2 separate regions of the Homo sapiens genome follow, and region 1 is linked to region 2. A link is a loop called in an ENCODE intact Hi-C map of the cell type or tissue named here. Cell type or tissue: OCI-LY7. All regions are shown on one strand. Each heading gives the region's core, and the rest is flanking DNA. Links, peaks and the distances in the headings are about the cores only.

Region 1 (2,926 bases), core at 236-2,735, 610 kb after region 2:
CACTTCACCATATAATTTATGTAGTGTTAAATATGACAGATGATTTTATATAGAATGAAAAATAAATTTCATTTTTAAATGCTGGCAGTAAATTCAAGTACCTATTTAATTTCACAATGCATTTATTTCATCTTTTACCTTCCTAGAAATAGGTAGGTAATGCTCTTTGAGATTGATATGTACATTTCTGTCACCAAGATGCAAGTCTTAAGGTTGGAGCCCAACTCCCTGGCATTTATTTGAACAGAACTTCAGCAGCAGCTCTGACCTGATCATCAGCTGTGGTTACTTCTGTAAATCATGGTTTGGCAACAGCTCTGCACCTTCTTGCCGATGCCAGAACATCTTGGCCAGTGGCCAATTGATTAAGCACTAGTGAATCCCTGGGGTGTGGGGCTATTTCAAAACCTAGAACTGTGAAATATTTTATCTTCCTATGTTAAGAGTTTAGGAAAAACTTGAGGTATTTTTTTAAAGTTCCCATAGTTAATATCCTGAGGATCATAGTCCTCAGATCTTTATTTGTTAATATCATTCATTGTATGTAAAATATTCCAACAGAAAAGATTCCCTTGTGAAAAAAAATGTTCTTAGTTAAACACACACATACACAGAAACACACACACACACACACACACACACACACAGTGTGCCTATCATTTGTTGGTGATTTTCATGGTTTAACATTTTTTTTTACCGAATCTTTTTTTTTAAAGAGAATTCCTAGACTCTGGGATGTATATGTTAAAGTCTATTAGTCTTATCTTTTTTTCCAATCACTGTTTACATGGATTGTAAAACATAGACCCTGATAGTGCATGCTAGCAAATGGAGCAATAGTTTGGGTGATAATATGTTACAAGATGGAAGTGGTTAACATTGAGTTATGGGAGAAGAGATATTAAAAACTGAAAGAGATCCAAGTCAGGCACCCAGGAAAAAATAGGTAGGCCAATGCCAGTAATACAATTTCATAACTTAGGAAGGGTCAAGGTCCAGAATCAGGCCAGCAGGAGACATCAACACTTAAGCAAGGGCATGTATCAGAGCCAGGACCTTGAGGGCAGTGCAATATCAGACCAAGAGGAATGGAGACAAATAAGGGAATCTAAGGAAATTTTGTCTATTCCTTCATTAACCCTGCCTCCTCCACATTTACTAGTTTCCTCTAACATAACTAACACTCTGAGAGTTTGCACTTAGGGTTCCTTAGTCTCTGATTTTATACTTAGCATAAAGTATGCCTTGCATCAAAGCACATTTAATTTAATGTAATTTAGTGAATAAATGAATAAAGAAATAATAAAAGTGGACCCAATGAGCAAAAGAGTGTAAACATTTTGGAAAGATAGATTTTGCTAAATTCCCTTTTTACATGGTTTTTATAGATTTGTATTCTCATCAGTAGAGTATAAAAGGATTCCCTGAATAGTGCTTCTATAACATTGAGGATTAGTTTTAAATCTTAGACAATCTGATTAATTAAAAAAATTAGTTATTCCTTTAATGTTCATTTCCTTGAAACCTGTGAGGCAAAATAAATTTACCTTTGACAATGTTTCTTCTTTTATGATTTGTCTCTGCACAACCCACCTTTTTTGTGAATGTCTGTCTTGGGTTCACCCGAAGCTGTTATGAGGCTAGGATATGAAAATAAGCAGTTAATTTGGTTGCTAATCCTGACAAACGCTGGTAGGAGAATGGGGAAATGAAACGAGGACAGAAGAAATCCCCTAAGTGTGCATTTTGAACAGATTGTCAGCACAGACAGGTGAACTTTAATCCCATTACAGAACTGAGAAATTCAGAGTTATCCCATCTGCAGGACTAGAGAGCTGGGCTCATTACTTACTCTTGTTATTCCTTGGCTGGGGGTTGCAAGAAGAGGTGACTTTTACCAGATGAAATGGAGAAAGCCCTTGGGCAAAGAGATGCAGGTGCTGGCCTTTGGAATTGTTCAAATTTCACTGAAATGGTTTTGGCTGAGAGGATAAGGTAAAATGCCGAGGTTTCTCTTACAAGATAATTTAGTTTTTCCCTCATCAATGAGTGAAATCATTTTAACTTCAAGTTTATTTACTGTCATTATTTTTCCTACCAATGAACTTTTTAGTTTCCACCTGGTTATTCCTTTTTTTTAAACATATACATATATATAGATGAGTTCTCACTATGTTGCCTAGGCTGGTTTTGAACTCCTGAGCTCAAGTGATCCTCCTGCCTCGGCCTCCCAAAATGCTAGGATTACAGGTATGAGCCATCAGGCCTGGCCTGTTAATTTCTTTATGAATTTTAATGGAACATTTTGAAATAATGCATTCTTTTTCTCTCATATTTTGTTCATTACATTTAACAACTTCCTTCTTGAAAAGACCTGTTGAATATTTATGTTTTAAGTTAGTTTTTTTAATATTCAGTTTTATAATTTACCTATAATTGATATGGTAGAGGTATGGTTACCTTTTATTTTCAAAATACTCAGACAACTAAGACAAAACATTTTATAATAATATATTTCTTCTATATTGTTTTGAGATAATTTTTAACCTATATATTTTTTAAATGTTTATATAAATGATAGAATGCCTTCTTCCATAATAACTTTTTTTCCAATTGTTTTCTATCATTGCCTACATTTTTCTTCATGCCTCAAGTTCTAGGTAAAATTTAGAATGATTTTGTTAATATAAAGTATCATTGAGATTTTGCTAGACATTGCTCACCCCAATATTAGACTCACACAATAATTTAGCGAGAACTCCCATCTTTTTATTTCTTCTTTTCATCTCCATAGAATCATATCTTTCTTTATGACATCAGTAAAGCTTTTCTTCTGTAGTGTCTTTCTAGGCTTTTTCATATCATATTTTCGTAAATAGAATCTTTTGGGGCTTAAGGCGAGAGGTAAAATATTTTGTGAGATGCC
Region 2 (2,926 bases), core at 298-2,797:
TGCACCTATTGGCTAATTTGAATCACATGCTTCTCTTTAGAGACAGGAGGTTTGTGGGTATGAGGTCGACTCATCTAATCCTGTAACCTAAGTGTTGGGAAAGGGTTAGTTCCTTGAAAGACCAGGCACTGACTTCTAGAGGGTGGCTGGATGTTGGCCAGGCCAAAACAGTAGTTATCTCCTACAAGACTGCAAAATCTAATGGGCTTTAGAGTCTGCCTTTAAAAGTGGGGACAATAAAATGTGCCTTACCTTACTTCACAGGATCAAATTCAATCCCTCAAATGAATTCTAAAAATTATAAAGGATTTTACAAAGGCAAGGTAATGTTATGTTACCTTTCACAGGTGATTTAACTAAAGGAATATGTAGAAAGACATTACTAGGGGCAGGCACGATGGCTCACGCTTGTAATCCCAACACTTTGGGAGACTGAGGCGGGCGGATCACGAGGTCAGGAGATGGAGACCATGCTGGTTAACATGGTGAAACTCCGTCTCTACTAAAAATACAAAAAGTAGCCGGGCGTAGTGGCAGGTGCCTTTAATCCCAGCTACTCAGGAGGCTGAGGTAGGAGAGTCACTGAAACCCAGGAGGTGGAGGTTGCAGTGACCCGAGATCGTGCCACTGCACTCTAGCCTAGGTGACAGATTGAGACTTCGTCTCAAAAAAAAAAAAAGAAAAAAAGGAAGACATTGCTGAAGTGTAAAGCATACCCAGTTTTCTTTATCTTACCATATATTGACCGCAATGTAATTTTGAAGGAGTTTGGAGAATATTTCTTCGAGTTTTACAAAAGGTCAGACTCTGATCATATGCTGATGACCCTAACTAGAAATTTCTACAACTTTATAGAAAACTTGCATGCATTACATATGCATGCATAGTTAGATGCATATATAGTTCCTTAACTGCATTAGTCAGAGTTCTCCGGAGAAAGAGCACCAGTAATATACATATGGATATATATATATACATTTTTATTTATTTATTTTTTTTGTGAGACAGAGTCTCGCTCTGTCACCTAGGCATTGGTTCATGAGAAATTGGTTCATGCAATTATGGAGCCTGAGAAGTCCCACAATCTGCCATCTGTAAATTGGAGACCCAGGAAAGCCAGTGGTACAATTCAGTCAGAAGGACGGAAAACAGGAGAAATAATTATGTAAATCACGTTCTGAGGGCCAAGAAGCTGAAATGAGGTGTCCGAGCTCAGCAGAGCAGGGCAAATTTCTCCTTTCTCCACTTTTTCTTTTATTTAGGCTCTCAATTGATCAGATGATGCCCATATACATGGGAAGAGCAGTCTACTTCAATGAGTCCACTGATTCAAATGCTAATTGCATCTGGAAATACCCTCCCAGATACACTCAAAAACAATGTCTAATCTGGGCACCCCATGGCCAGTCAAGTTGATACATAAAATTAACCATAACACCTGTCTTTGTCATATTTGGGTGATCAGCCAGCCAAGAAATGACATATTTTGAGAGCTTTCAGAGTTGCAGAGTCACTAGAGGGTTAATGGTAATGCAAATACCTTAGCTTTCACATCCTGTCTTTGATAAGAGTTTACGTTTTCAGCAAATAATCTGTGAAGTGGCTAATTTGCTGGGGGATAATGAGAATAGATAGTTACTCTGAAAATTGCTCTTACGCAATTCTACTTACTTTTTAATGGTGTCTCTTTTCTTTGTAAGAAGTGCCATATTTTGGGACAACATGGGGAATTTAATCATTAAGTTAAACAATAAACCCTTTAAACTACCTTAATTTCTTTTTTTTTTTTTAGATGGACTCACTCTGTCACCCAGGCTGTAGTGCAGTGGCACAATATTGGCTCACTGCAGCCTCCGCCTCCCGGGTTCAAGCAATTCTTGTGCCTCAGCCTTCTGAGTAGTTGGGATTACAGGCATAAGCCACCATGCGTGGCTAATTTTTGTATTTTTAGTAGAGATGGGGTCTCGCCAGGCTGGTCTGGAACTCTTGACCTCAGGTAATTCACCCACCTTCGCCTCCCAAAGTGCTGGGATTATAGGCATGAGCCACTGCACCCGGCAAACTACCTTAACTTCTAAGAGAGTCAACAATTCTATTAGTTGAATTATACGTAAGTAAATAAAACCTTGAAACAATGGAAAAACCCTTATACAAAAGGCAAACAATTAGAAAAGACTCAGTACCCTGGGGCCTAAGTAATATAATTAAAAGCAGGATTTTAAAAAATAAGTTTCTTTCTAAAAGCAGAGAAAGCACCAAGGTGATTGCTTTGTTTCCCACAGCTTTCAGACCCTGAGTGCATTGGTAAGGTTTTCCTAATTGCTATATTTCTTATATTTTGTAAAATAAAGAAAACACAGATCATTTATCTTTCTAGTATACAAGAACCATTTTGAAAGGGCCATTTCTCTTGTTTAAATGATAATTATATGTCATAACCTATAGTAAAGGTAGAAAGGAGGCTCACACTCCCAGTGTTTCAGGAGACAATGGAATAAAACTAGTTAAGATGTCATTGTTAAGACATAATAGTAATCAGTTAAGATGAGGTCATACTAAAGTAGGGTAGGCCTCTAATCCAACATGATTGTTGTCCTTACAAAAGGGGGAATTTGGACACGGACAGTCTCATGGGGAGAACACCATGTGAAGATGAAGGCAGAAATCTACAAACCAAGGAGTGTCAAAGACTGCTAGCAAACCACCCAAAGCTCGGAGAGAGGCATGGAACAGATTCTCCCTCACAGCCCCCAGCAAGAACCAACCCTGGCAACCTCTTGATCTCAGACTTGTAGTTCTAGAATTGTGAGATAATAAATTTAGTTTGTGGTACTTTGTTATGTCAGCCTGAACAAAGTAATTATGGTCCTCATTTTATAAGTGAAGATTCTGAGGCTCATAAAGATAAACTTGTCTGACGTCAAGC

The links. A loop is a pair of places that touch in the nucleus more often than their neighbours do. Peaks named below come from ENCODE experiments on the same cell type or tissue, not always from the same donor. Only the 100,000 strongest peaks of a DNase experiment are listed, where the experiment ranks them.
Region 1: it touches region 2 in a loop (8-fold over the local background); 1 of 110 quality-filtered maps calls a loop at or near these places.

What each region holds. Positions count from the first base shown.
Region 1 is chr2:225,274,642-225,277,567 of GRCh38, forward strand. No RefSeq gene overlaps it. Among named protein-coding and RNA genes, the nearest start is that of NYAP2, 120 kb to the right of the region's middle. In OCI-LY7, for the core only: no CTCF peak of the experiment used is centred there; DNase peaks (open chromatin) are centred at 310 and 1,710; H3K4me3 peaks cover 2,301 bases; H3K27ac peaks cover 2,500 bases.
Region 2 is chr2:224,665,699-224,668,624 of GRCh38, forward strand. No RefSeq gene overlaps it. Among named protein-coding and RNA genes, the nearest start is that of CCDC195, 49 kb to the right of the region's middle. In OCI-LY7, for the core only: no CTCF peak of the experiment used is centred there; a DNase peak (open chromatin) is centred at 1,463; H3K4me3 peaks cover 2,345 bases; H3K27ac peaks cover 2,500 bases.